Linked DNA regions of Homo sapiens: all the other regions are linked to region 1. A link is a contact called in ENCODE Hi-C or POLR2A ChIA-PET data. All regions are on one chromosome and are shown on one strand. Each heading gives the region's core, a stretch centred on a gene start or an enhancer-like site at or near the end of the contact. The rest is flanking DNA. Distances are from core to core; before and after follow the strand shown. Region 1 holds the start of DHX34 (DExH-box helicase 34). Region 2 holds the start of TMEM160 (transmembrane protein 160). Region 3 holds the start of SELENOW (selenoprotein W).

Region 1 (4,219 bases), core at 593-3,092:
AAGCTGGGATTACAGGTGTCCGTCATCATGCCTGGCTAATTTTTTATATTTTTAGTAGAGACGGGATTTCATCATGTTGGCTTAGCTGGTCTCGAACTCCTGACCTCAGGTAATCCACCTGCCTCGGCCTCCCAAAGTGCTGGGATTACAGGCGTGAGCCACCGCACCTGGCCTTGTTTGGAAATTTTAAGCAGAATGCTTAGTCCATTTATTCTTCTTCTTTTGATAATAATGTATGAATTGGCTTCTCTATCTCTAAGTTGTTTTCCAGAGGCTTGATAATTATATCCAACGTTCCACTTGACATCCCCAGTTGATGTCCAATGCATAACTCAAACAATATGCTGAAAACAGATCTTCGGATTTTCTCTCTAGCCTCTCTCCCACGTCTTCCTGATGGTAGTAGATGGTGACTCCATATTTCCAAATGCTCAGGCCAAAAACTTTAGAGTCCTTCTTTTTTTTAGACATAGAACTTTTTTCTGGCCAGGCACGGTGGCTCATGCCTGTAATCCCAGCACTTTGGGAGGCCGAGGTGGGCGGATCACGAGGTCAGGAGATCGAGACCATCCTGGCTAACACAGTGAAACCCCGTCTCTACTAAAAATACAAAAAATTAGCCGGGCGTGGTGGCGGGCGCCTGTAGTCCCAGCTATGCGGGAGGCTCAGGCAGGAGAATGGCGGGAACCTGGGAGGCGGAGCCTGCAGTGGGCCGAGATCGCGCCACCGCACTCCAACCTGGGCGACAGCGAGACTCCGTCTCAGAAAAAAAAAACAACAACACTTTTTTCTTTTTTTGAGACAGTCTGGCTCTGTCACCCAGGCTGGAGTGCGGTGGTACCATCATGGCTCACTGCAGCCTCAGTCTCTCAGCCTCCTAGGTTCAATCGATCCTCCCACCTCAGCCTCTTGAGTAGCTGGGACTACAGGCACACACTACCATATCCGACTAACTTTTGTATTTTTTTGTAGAAACAGGGGTTGGCCATATTGCCCAGGCTGGTGTGGAACGCCTGACCTCAGGTGATCCACCTACCCCGGCCTCTCAAACTGTTGGGATTACAGGCGTGAGCCGCCGTGCCCAGCTGTTTCTTCTTTCAGTTAATAAAAGAGAGGGTGCATTGCTGGCTAATGAGATTGTTTCTATACTTGGGGGTCTTCCTGAATGTGTGTGATTGAGTTTATTGCAGAGAAAGGTAACAGAAAATGGGGTTGTAGAAAGAAAAGAGGTAGAGGCTGAGTGAGATGCCCCACATCTGTAATCTCAGTGCTTTGGGAGGCCAAGGCGGGCGGATCACTTGAGATCAGGAGCTGGAGACCAGCCTGGCCCAAATCGTGAAACCTCGTCTCTACTAAAAATACAAAAATCAGCCAGGTGTAGTGGTGTGCGCCTGTAATCCCAGCTACTCGAGAGGCTGAGGCAGGAGAATGGTTTGAACTTGGGAGGCGGAGATTGCAATGAGGTGAGATAACGCCACTGCACTCTAGCCTGGGAGACAGTGAGACTATGTCTCAAAAGAAAAAAAAAAGTTCCTGGGCCCCAGACCAGCTCTCTCTTTGGGTTAAAACCCCGGCGTCCCGGAGCTGAGGCGCACGTGGCTATGCTTGGGGAGGAGAGGGCGGGGCCGGGGAGGAGGCGCTTGCAAGTCTGTACCGCAATGCCTCTACTGGCCTCTAGAGGGCGCAATCACTCGAGGCTCCGCCCCAAGCGAGGCGGGGCGGAAGCGTGCTGTGCACAGGCGCAAGATGGGTCTTGGGCAGCCCAGAGCTTCCGATTGGCTCTTCTGTGGTGGCGGGGCGGGGTCAGAACGAGATGGCTGTGTGCGCAGGCGCAAGACTAGCGCTCTTGGGACCGGAAGTTAAGGCGTTCGCGGCGTGTGGTAAGTGAGGGGGGCGGGACGGGTGTACCGGGTTGTGGCGGCGATGGCTGTCGGAGTTGGGCCGCTTGGGGGTAGTTTGGGGTGCGAGTCCAGGGGCGAGGGAAGTCTCGAGATGAGGAGAAATGTAGGAGGCAGCCGAAGGGCCGGCAAACGCGGACAGAGATGGCACCTGAGCGTCCCTGGGAGAACCTGGGCGACAGGCCAGAGACCGAAAGAAATGGAGGCACGAAAAGAAGCTTCGAGAAACTGAGGGACTGAAAGACGAGGGTGTTGGGAGAGGAGGGAAGCTGAAAACTAGAGAGCGTGGGCGAGAGTGCCGATGGGTTCCAGCGAGAGTCTTAGAGCCCACGAGGCCGAGAGGCGTGGTCGCCCATGAACTTGGGGAGTGGAGGGAAAAGTCGGAAACTGATCGTGGACACTAGAAACAGAAAAAATGGAATTTAGATGGAGAAACGAGACACTGAATCACGGGGGAGACCGAGAGATACGGAAGGATGGAGACAGTTGAAATAGGAAGAACCCCACAAAAGCTGGAGATAATGGAGAACGATGCTGAGAAATGGAAAAGCGAGGGAGTGGAGCCCGAACCCCTGGATTTGAGTGGCTCATGTAACACTCGGCTACTCACTTAGCCTCTCTATTGCTCAGTAAAATAGGGGGTGATCATAGTGCCTGACAGTCGTGAGAAAAGTGTGTGTGTGTATGTACATAGGTGTGGGATAGGAATAGATCATGCAGATAGGATAGGTCTGTGTGTTAATGTGAGTAAGTAAGCATGAGCTATTACTAAAGCTTCTGATATTGGGAGATAAAGTATTAGATGGGGAAATGGAGAGAGGTGGTGATGGAGAGTGAATACTGGAAGGACAAAAGGGAGGAAAAAAAGATTCAAACAGAAAATGAGAAAGGGCGTGGTGACTCACTCCTGTCATCCACAGCACTTTGGGAGGCTGCGGTGGGAGGATCACTTGAGCTTGGGAGGTCGAGGCTGCTGTACGCCGTGATTGTGCCACTGCACTTCAGGCTGGGTGACAGAGTGAGACCCTGTTTCAAAAAAACAAAAATGAATTTTTTTTTTTTTTTTTTGAGATGGAGTTTCGCTCTTGTTGCCCAGGCTGGAGTGCAGTGGTGCGATCTTGGCTCACTGCAACCTCTGCCTCCTGGGTTCAAGCGAGTCTCCTGCCTCAGCCTCCAGAGTAGCTGGGATTACAGGCAGGTGCCACCACCCTGGCTAATTTTGTATTTTTAGTAGAGACGGGATTTTTCCATGTTCGTCAGGCTGGTCTCGCACTCCCGACCTCAGGTGATCTGCCTGCCTCAGCCTCCCAAAGTGCTGGGATTATAGGCGTGAGCCACCATGCCCGGCCTGAAAAAGCATTTTTTTTTTAATGAGAAAGATGGAGAAAGTCAAATGGAGAACTGAAGAGAGATGGAGAAAGGAAGAGTTGGATTACAGAGAAAAATCAGACTACAGAATGACTCATAAGTGAAGAGAGATGCGAGCTGACTAGGACAGGGAAGAGAGATGAGGGTGATGATGAACAAGACGGACTGAAAAAGAGACAGAGGCCTGAAGATGGAGTGGAGAGAGATGGAGGGGACAGAGGGGGAAACAAACCCACTGAAGGCCATGAGCCCAGGGCAAATAGGCCAAGAGACCAAAAGATGGTCAGAGACACAGTTATACAGAAACTAGAAGATGCAGACAATCTAGAAGCCAAAAAAGATAGATACCTTGAGAGGAGCGGGATGCTGTCAGTGGGGCCCAGCATGCATAAGCAGTTTCTAGCCTCAGAAGAATGCTCTCATTTTCTTTTTCTTTTTTTTTTTTTTTTTTTTTTTTTGAGACAGAGTCTCGCTCTGTTGCCCAGGCTGGAGTGCAGTGGCTCAGTCTTGGCTTCCTGCAAGCTCTGCCTCCAGGGTTCGAGTGATTCTCCTGCCTCAGCCTCCCGAGTCGCTGGGACTACCCGAGTAGCCAGGTGCCCGCCACCACACCTGGCTAATTTTTTTTCTCCAGCCTGGGTGACAGAGCAAGACTCCATCTCAAAACAAAAAAGACTCCAACTGTAAGCAAAAAGGCATTTTCTGGTGTAGCTGAGAAGTGGGGGGTTGAAGGGAACTAAGCTTCAAGACCTAAATGATGTTGCCAAGCTTCTCTTCCTCTCCCTCTTTCACCTCTCCCTGTGGTGCAGTGACCATTCTTGTGCCTGTATCTAGTTATTTCTCTAGGATAGATTTTAGGAAAGACTCTGTCATGTTCCAGAGCTACCACAAAGAGCTCCAGGCTTATATCAAACTTGCCTGATTATGATGGATAAAATGAGAGCTTTTCTGTCCTA
Region 2 (4,470 bases), core at 1,307-3,806, 300 kb before region 1:
CAGCTCCAGCTGCCCCATGTAGAGGCCCACGGCGCACGCCCAGAGCAGGCTGGCGGCCAGCACGGCGCCCGCGCCCACGGCCGCGCCCCCCAGCGTCAGCTGCATGGGTCCTCGCAGCGCCGCCAGGCCCACGGCGTACGAGGCGCTGCCCCACACCACGCACAGGCCGCCCAGCAGGAAGAAGCCTGCGGGAGAGGCAGGGTAGCAACAGGGCCAAGGTCGGGGGATGGTCTGGGAGCAAAGCCAGGGTTGAGGAGACAGGAACAGAGGCAGGGCCGTGCCAGGGGCTAGCCTGCATCTTTGAGAATCAGATCGGAGGGGAGGGGACCATAACCATGTCCTGGGCCACCCATTCAGATGGACCTAGTGCCTATGGGAGGGGTGTCTTCTGGTGGGGGAAGAATGGGGGTTCTATACTTACTACTGGGAGTGGGATGGGGTAGGAGAGTCTACTCTCACCAGGGCAGGTGATAGGGGCTCTGCATTCCCTGGTTCCGTGGGGCGAGAGGGGGGGTCTGCACTCACCATATGCTGCTTCCCGACCCATGTCACTCTGCATGAAGGAGATGACCCCGATGCCCGATGCCAGGAGGCCATTGCGGAACCAGGAGAGGAAGGCTGGAGGGAGGGGGACATGGGGGGATTAACATCACCCCCAACCCTACCTCCTCAATCCCCCTTACCCAGTCAAACTGAGGGGCCTCCCTTCAGCTCACCCCATCCCATCCAGCCGCAAGGCAAGCCCATCCCAAATCCTCACCTCTTCCAGGAAGCCGCTCACCTAACCATATCCCCCCACATCCTCTCTGGCCTCCACCTCAGTGCCCCTCTCCCCCAAACTCTGTAACACTAAGGATTCAAGGGCCGGGTGTGGTGGCTCACCCCTGTAATCCCAGCACTTTGGGAGGCCAAGGCAGGCGGATCATGAGGTCAGGAGTTTGAGACCAGCCTGGCCAACATAGTCAAACCCTGTCTCTACTAAAAATGTTAAAATTAGCAGGGTGTGGTAGCACGTGCTTGTAGTCCCAGCTACTCAGGAAGCTGAGGGAGGAGAATCACTTGAATCCAGGAGGTAGAGGTTGCAGCGAGCCAAGATCATGCCACTGCACTCCAGCCTGGGCGACAGAGTGAGACTCCGTCTCAAAAAAAATAAAGGATTCAAGATAGTCCCTGCAGAATGTGGAGGACAATCTAGGGGCAAAGTTGCAGAACCTCCATCTGAGGAGTCATCTTGGCCAAACCCCTCCCTCTACGTGTACCCCCACGGCCTGCCCACTCACTTCTTTCTCAGAACTCTGGGACAAACTGTTTCCTAATCCAGGCCGCTCTTCAGCCTCGCCCTTCTTTTCCTTCAAATGCCGCCATCTCCTACCGAGTATGGCCTGGGCCAATCCCATCCATGTCCTACCGAGTATGGCCTGGGCCAATCCCACCCACGTCCGTCCCCATTCACGTCCTTTACAAACAGCCCACCACACCCTATATCTAGATGCCCGGTCCTGGCCTAGTGAGGTGACTCACACCTATAATCCCAGCACTTTGGGAAGCCAAGGCAGGAGGATTCTCTGAGCCCAAGAGTTCAGACCAGCCTGGGCAACAAAGCAAGACCCCGTCTCTACATAAATTAAAATAGTTGGGTGCGGTGGTGTATGCCTGTAGCTCCAGCTAAGCAGGAGGCTGAGGCAAGAGGATAGCTTGAGCCCAGGAGTTCAAGGCTGCAGTGGGCTACGATTGCGCCACTGCGGTCCAGCCTCGGTGACAGAGCAAGACACCGTCATTAAAAAAATAAAATTAAAAAAAAAACAAACATGGCCAGTCCGCTCCATTCTGGACCTCGCCTCCGTCACAAGCCCCGCCCTCTGCAGCCTAGATCACCTCCCCCTCCAATCAGCAGAGAGCTTTCTCCCGATTGGTTGTCCCCTTCTCCAATCCTGAACTTCCCCCTCTTCTGCGGGGATCCACACTCCCGCTCTCTGCACAGTGGTGGCCTCTGCAATCGGGATGGACCCATCTTGTACCCAACTCCACAGACCCTAAGCTCTCCCTGAAGCCCCTCTCCCCACGGCAGGCGCGATTCTACGAGGCTGCCTCGCGCAACCCTACCACCCCCTCCAATCCCTACGGCGCCCCGTTACCCGGGGTCCTCGTCCTCCCCGCAAGCCCATCCCCTCTGCGGGCACCTGCGCTCTTGCAGTCTGCGCTTCCGTGCGCTCACACTGAAGCCCTTCTCGGAGCCGAGCCCGGGCCCCGTTTCCTGCAGAAGCCCCCGCCCCATCAAGGTCCCACGCGAGCCCGGGACCCCCGTCCCATCCGCACCGCCCCCACCCCTAGCCACCGACCTGTCTCGTGCGCTTTTCGGAGGAGCCAGGCGTCCGCACGATCCAGCTCGGACACTGGGGGCGGCGAAGCCCCGGCGCGGGGACCGTGGCCGGGGGCGAAGGACCCCCGGGCGCCCCCGCTCCGGGGCCGCTGAGGCGGCAGTAGCGACCTCCGGAAGCGAAGACGGGCAAGGCGAGCGGCCCGAGCCCACCACCAGCCGCCTCCCATGATTCGCACTACGGCCGCCGCGCGCCGTACCGCCCCACCGGCCTCCGGTAGGTTGCAACCCATGTCACTCAGGATGAATGGCTTACCCATTGGCTATGCGCTCGCCACTCAGGTCCGGCGTGAACTGTCCATTGGTCGGAATGGCAGTGATTCCCTCCTCTGTCATCTAGGCCGGTAGTGCCCGTCCCTCCTTGATTTTGTACCGGACTACGAATCCCAGCGATCATTGCGCTCGGGGAAAGCCGATATTCAGAAGTCGCAGGCGAGATGTCTGCTGGGAATTGTAGTTTTAATTCTATCTTTTTTAACGGAGTACATGCCGAGCACCTATTGTAGTTGTTTCTTGGTTGTTTCTCTTTCTTTCTTTCTCTTTCTTTCTTTCTTTCTTTTTCTTTCTTTCTCTTTCTTTCTTTCCTTCTTTCTTTCTTTCTCTCTTTCTTTTTCCCTCCCTCCCTCCCTTCCCTCCCCTCCTTCCTTCCTTCCCTCCTTCCTTTTTTTTCCCCGCCCCGAGACCGAGTCTTGCTCTGTCGCCCAGGCTGGAGTGCAGTGGTGCGATCTCGGCTCACTGCAACCTCCACCTCCCGGGTTCAAGCGATTCTCCTGCGTCAGCCTCCTGAGTAGCTGGGATTATAGGCATGCGCCACCACGCCCAGCTAATTTTTGTATCTTTAGTAGAGACAGGGTTTCACCATGTTGGCCAGGCTGGTCTCGAACTCCTGACCTCAAGTGATCCAACCGCCTCGGCCTCCAAAAGTGCTGGGATTACAGGCGTGAGCCACCGTGCCCGGCCAGGTCTGTCTCTTTAAGACAGATTTGTTTTCTTTGCCCTAACCCATTCCGGGATTCAGCTTTGCCTTCTCTCATCAGCATAAACCTTTTCACTAGCCAGGAATGTGAAAAATGTGTCTGGAATATTTTCAATTTGCACTTAATCCCATTTAAAGCTTCACATTCATTGCAAGCCTGCAGGCTATGCAGTGCAGTCCATTTGAACTCCCTCCTCAAGTGTAACCCCCTTGCTAGCTCCCCTACTTTTCCTCTTCATAAAATCCAAGCCCGGGCCAGGCACGGTGGCTCACATCTGTAATCCCACCACTTTGGGAGTCTGAGGCGGGCAGATCACGAGATCAGGAGTTCGAGACCAGCCTGACCAACATGGTGAAACCCCATCTCTACTAAAAATACAAAAATTAGGCATGGTGGCAGGCACCTGTAATCCCAGCTACTTGTGAGGCTGAGGCAGGAGAATCGTTTCATGCGCGTCCATGTGAAGAGACCACCAAACAGGCTTTGTGTGAGCAAGATGGCTGTTTATTTCACCTGGCTGCAGGCAGGCTGAGTCCGAAAAGAGAGTCAGCAAAGGGTGGTGGATTATCATTAGTTCTTAGAGGTTTTGGGATAGGCGGTGAAGTTAAGAGCAATGTTTTGCGGGCAGGGGTGGATCTCACACAGTACATTCTCAAGGGTGGGGAGAATTACAAAGAACCTTCTTAAGGGTGGGGGAGATTACAAAGTACATTGATCAGTTAGGTGGGGCAGGAACAAATCACAATGGTGGAATGTCATCAGTTAAGGCTATTTTTACTTCTTTTGTGGATCTTCAGTTACTTCAGGCCATCTGGATGTATACGTGCAAGTCACAGGTGATGCGATGGCTTGGCTTGGGCTCAGAGGCCTGACATTTCTGCCTTCTTTTATTAATAAGAAAAATAAAACAAAATAGTGTTGAAGTCTTGGGGGGTGGTATGGAGAGAGAATGGGCGATGTTTCTCGGGGCTGCTTCAAGCAGGATTAGGGGCGGCGTGCGAACCTAAAGTGGGAGAGATTAAGCTGAAGGAAGATTTTGTGGTAAGGGGTGATATTGTGGGGTTGTTAGAAGAAACATTTGTTGTGTAGAAGTATTGGTGATGGCCTGGGTACAGT
Region 3 (4,146 bases), core at 198-2,697, 430 kb after region 1:
ACTGTGCCTGGCCAGGCCTTTTCCTTTCTTTCTTTTTTCGAGACAGTGTCTTACTCTGTTGTCCAGGCTGGGGTGGCAGTGGCACAATCACGGCTCACTGCAGCCCCAAACTCCTGGGCTAAAGTGATCCTTCCACCTCAGCCTCCCCAGTAACTGGGAGTACAGGTACATGCCACCACACGGACTAATTTTAAAAGTTTTTGTAGAGATGGGGTCTTGCTATGTTGCCCCAGCTGGTCTCAGACTCTTGGGCTCAAGCAGTCCTCCTGCCTCGGCCTCCCAAAGCATTGGGATTACAGGTATGTGCCACCGTGCCCAGCCGCAGCAGGCCTTTTGTTTTTTTAGAGAGGGTCTTGCTTGGTGGCCTAAGCTGGAGTGCAGTGGTGCAATCACGGCTCACAGCAGCTTCCAAACTCCTGCGCTCAAGCGAGCCTCCTGCCTAAGCCTCTCAAGTAGCCTGGGACTGTAGGCACACACCACCACGCCCGGCTGATTTATTATCTATTTATTTATTTGAGGTGGAGCCTCGCTCTGTCACCCAGGCTGGAGTGCATTGGCCTGATCTTGGCTCACTGCAACCTCCGCCTCCCAGGTTCAAGTAATTCTCCTGCCTCAGCCTTCCGAGTAGCTGGGACTACAGGCACGCGCCACCACGCCCATCTAATTTTTGTATTTTTAATAGAGACGGGGTTCCTCCATGTTGGCCAGGCTGGTCTTGAACTCCTGACCTCAAGTGATCCGCCCGCCTCGGCCTTCCAAAGTGTTGGGATTACAGGCGTGAGCCAACGCACCCAGCCACTAATGTATTATTATTATTATTCTGTAGAGACGCAGTCTGGCTATGTTGCCCAGGCTGGTCTTGAATTCCTGCCTCTGCCTCCCAAAGCGCTGGGGTTACAGGCGTGAGCCACCGCGCCCTGCGGCTGCAGGTCTTTATAAGGCAACTGTGGGCCCTGGACCGCTCCCTGAAAACCTCCCCCTCAACTCCCTGTCTCCTCCCTCACCTGGTCTACCCCGAATCCTTCCCCTCTCGCCCCCTCGCCCTCTCCAGGGGAGGTGAGGGACTCAAGAATCGCGCCCTGCTTCTGTCCCCACCGCGCCGTCCCCAAGCCCACGCAGTGAAAAGACCACCCTTGAGGCTGATTCCGGGTCCAGCTGGGAGCGGCCAGCCGTAAATCACCGCCCCCGTGGGCCGTACCATTCTGGCCGGGGGGACCTGGGAGGGGACGCGCGGAGGGCTTCCCCCGGGGACTGCCTGTATCGAGACTCTCTCCAGCCCAACAGGAGGATGGGAAGGAGACTTGTGTGGGGGCCTCGGGCTGGCGGGTCGCGGGTTCCTTATCCTCCGCCTTGGCGCCTCTCCGCCCACCGCCCACCGCCCCTCCCTGGCATTGGTTGGCGCCAGGGGAAGCCGAGGCTCCATCCTTTCTGCGCAGGTTCCCGCCGCACTCGCGCAGACCTAGCGCGTCCAGGTGGGAGGTTAGTGTGGCCCGGGCGTCCGCTCCTCAGCGGATGTGGCAGCCCCGAGCCATGGCTCTCGCCGTCCGAGTCGTTTATTGGTAAGCCCAGCGGCCAGCGGCCCCCGTCCCCGACCCCCGCCGGGACCCGATTCTCGGAGCCGGGGTCAGGGAGCCCCGGGGAGAGGACCCATGGGAGCCCTTGTATGGGAAAAGGGAGCCCCTGTATGTGGGTGGGGTGGGCGTACGGAGGGGCGAAAAACAGAGGGCGGTCGTCCCTAGGCCCCGTCTTCGACTTGTGACACGCTGGGCATCTCGGGTTATAAAAGGTGGGGCTGAGACGAGTGTGTGTCAATTTCGAACCCCCGACTCCGGGGCTCCGCTGGGGAAGGGGCTGGGGGTCAGCTTTGTAAAGGGACCTAAGGCTCCTCCACCCTAAGGCTTCCCCTCCCCCAATATCCCGAACAGTCGCGGGGTGGGGACAGTGAGAGCCCAGAAGGTTCGAGAATGTCTCAGCCTGTGTTTCAGAAGCACTTGAATTGTTGGCCTCTGCCCAGTGGGTTCCCTTGGCCACGAACCCCACTCCTTTTCTGGCCTCAGTTTTCCGTCTGTGGCAAGAGGGAGGCTCTGTGTCAATACCGAACACGCTTAATTTCTGCAAGTCTCAGGAAGGGTATAATAGGATAGGATATAAATTACGTTCTCTCCACTCCCCAGCACCTAATACTGTGTGGCATGCTGTAGGTATTTAATAAATACGTGTTCAATGAATTTATCCTCCCAGGAATCCCTTAAGAGAGGGGAATTTTAGGCCAGGTGCCGTTGATCACGCCTGTAATCCAAACACTGGGAGGCTGAGGCGGGTGGATCGCTTGAGCCCAAGAGTTCGAGACCAGCCTGGGCAACCCAGGGAGACCCCCCCCTCGTCTCTACAGAAACTTAAAAAGTTAGCCGGGCATGGTGGCGCACTCCTGTAGTCGCAGCTGCTTGGGAGGCTGAGGCAGGAGGATCACTGGAGCCCGGAAGGCGGAAGTTGCAGTGAGCTGAAATCGTGCCACTGCACTCCATCCTGGACAGCAGAGCGAGACTCTGTCTCAAAAAAAAAAAGTAAATTAAAGAGAGGAATTTTAGTTCTATGTTACAGGTGAGAAAACTGAGGCTGGGACTGGGGTGGGGGCAGGTCAGTAGCTTCAAGTCTGGACTGCAGGTGACAGGGGTAACTGGAACCTGGGTTTGTCGGCAGCTTTCCAACGTCTCTGCCTGCTCGACAAAGCAGAGGCAAGAGTGACATTTTGAGACGCCTACCAGGCCTGTACACCAGATTCCAGTCCCGAAATAGCCTGCTGTGGGGGTTGGGTGAGCCTGTATTTCACCCTGGGGACTGGGAAGGTGTTCAGAATCTAGGAGCTGCGGGGCCGGGTGCGGTGGCTCCTGCCTGTAATCTCAGCACTTTGGGAGGCTGGGGCGGGCCGATCCCCTGAGGTTAGGAGTTCGAGACCAGCCTGGCCAACATGGTGAAAATACAAAAATTAGCTGGGCGTGGTGTAAGAATCCAGGAGCCGCAGGGTTTTCCTTGGAGTGCTGCGAGGGCTGTGGGTGAGGGTGGTGGGCACAGGGAGTGGGTGGGGACCTTACGTGTGCTGTTCTTCTCCTAATCCAGTTCTCCTGGTTTTCCCCCGTCCCCGTCTCTCGTATTTGTGGTCTCCTTGTCTCCTCTCTCCCCTTTTTCCCCTCCCCCTTCTCTGTCTCTTGCTTGGTGTTGGTTTTCTGTGTGTCTCTGTGTGTCCCCGCGCCACCCCCTGTGCTGTGTCCCAAAACTCTGCCTGGCTGGTGCCTGTCTTCTCTCTTGAGGGCATCTGTCACCTCTTCTGCTTGGTCATCTGTGTTCCTCTTTATTTCTTCCTGGCCCCATCTTGCTCTCTCCCCACACCGCCTGTGTCTACCCTCCTCTCCCCGATCCCCCACTTCTCCCTCTCTCCCCTGGGCCCCAATGTCTTGGACTCTCCTACCAGTGGCGCTTGAGGCTACAAGTCCAAGGTAAGCAGAGTGGATGCCCGGGGGGCATTCCTGGGAGCTGGGGAGGGGTAGAGTGCATATTGGGAGGGGGCTGACTGGTATGACCCCTGCTGTGACCTCTCACCGCGTTTTCAGTATCTTCAGCTCAAGAAGAAGTTAGAAGATGAGTTCCCCGGCCGCCTGGACATCGTGAGTCTTGGGATGGGGAGAAAGACTTGAGCACAGCCACTGTGTCGGTCCGTTAGGCCTGGATGGCACTGCAGGGGGGTTAGGTCAGCCCTACGCCCTTCACCCATGTTCTCATCCCCCTGGGAAGGGGAGGGTCTCCCCAAGAGGACATCTTAGCCCCTCCAACATCTCCCCTACCCCCTTTCCTCAGTGCGGCGAGGGAACTCCCCAGGCCACCGGGTTCTTTGAAGTGATGGTAGCCGGGAAGTTGATTCACTCTAAGAAGGTATGTCTGTCTGTCCGTCCTGCCTGGTTTTGGGGCTAGCATGGGGTTGGGGCTGAGGTTGGTGTCTCGGTCCCAGCTCACCCCTTCCCTCTTCCTCCCCTCCCTAGAAAGGCGATGGCTACGTGGACACAGAAAGCAAGTTTCTGAAGTTGGTGGCCGCCATCAAAGCCGCCTTGGCTCAGGGCTAATGCGCCCTGAAGGCAGAGGTGAGGGGGCCCA

The links. Hi-C counts contacts between places; a loop is a spot of excess contacts on that map. ChIA-PET counts read pairs that join two places held with the same protein, here RNA polymerase II (POLR2A). Pooled maps may share reads with other maps.
Region 2: a loop to region 1 is called in a map of CD8-positive, alpha-beta T cell, with 11 times the contacts of the local background. The contact joins the promoter of TMEM160 here to the promoter of DHX34 in region 1. A Hi-C loop is called at or near these places in 2 of 168 maps with a recorded cell type or tissue (CD8-positive, alpha-beta T cell and naive thymus-derived CD4-positive, alpha-beta T cell), 1 of 37 single-sample maps with no recorded cell type and 16 of 50 pooled maps. POLR2A ChIA-PET finds 5 or more read pairs at or near these places in 4 of 52 experiments (HEK293, HEK293T, HepG2 and 1 more).
Region 3: a loop to region 1 is called in a map of naive thymus-derived CD4-positive, alpha-beta T cell, with 17 times the contacts of the local background. The contact joins the promoter of SELENOW here to the promoter of DHX34 in region 1. A Hi-C loop is called at or near these places in 1 of 168 maps with a recorded cell type or tissue (naive thymus-derived CD4-positive, alpha-beta T cell), 2 of 37 single-sample maps with no recorded cell type and 12 of 50 pooled maps. POLR2A ChIA-PET finds 5 or more read pairs at or near these places in 2 of 52 experiments (GM12878 and H1).

What each region holds. Positions count from the first base shown.
Region 1 is chr19:47,347,473-47,351,691 of GRCh38, forward strand. DHX34 (DExH-box helicase 34) reads left to right here and starts at 1,843. Exons shown (of 17, transcript NM_014681.6): 1 at 1,843-1,880. RefSeq lists an enhancer at 1,683-2,587.
Region 2 is chr19:47,046,068-47,050,537 of GRCh38, forward strand. TMEM160 (transmembrane protein 160) reads right to left here and starts at 2,557. Exons shown (of 3, transcript NM_017854.2): 1 at 2,340-2,557; 2 at 526-618; 3 at 1-185. The coding sequence starts at 2,547. RefSeq lists enhancers at 1,985-2,054, 2,564-2,858, 2,982-3,499, 3,500-4,017 and a silencer at 2,335-2,524.
Region 3 is chr19:47,777,256-47,781,401 of GRCh38, forward strand. SELENOW (selenoprotein W) reads left to right here and starts at 1,448. Exons shown (of 6, transcript NM_003009.4): 1 at 1,448-1,559; 2 at 3,470-3,494; 3 at 3,609-3,662; 4 at 3,853-3,927; 5 at 4,035-4,133. The coding sequence starts at 1,531. The coding sequence ends at 4,115. RefSeq lists silencers at 1,336-1,595, 1,606-1,745 and an enhancer at 3,813-4,146.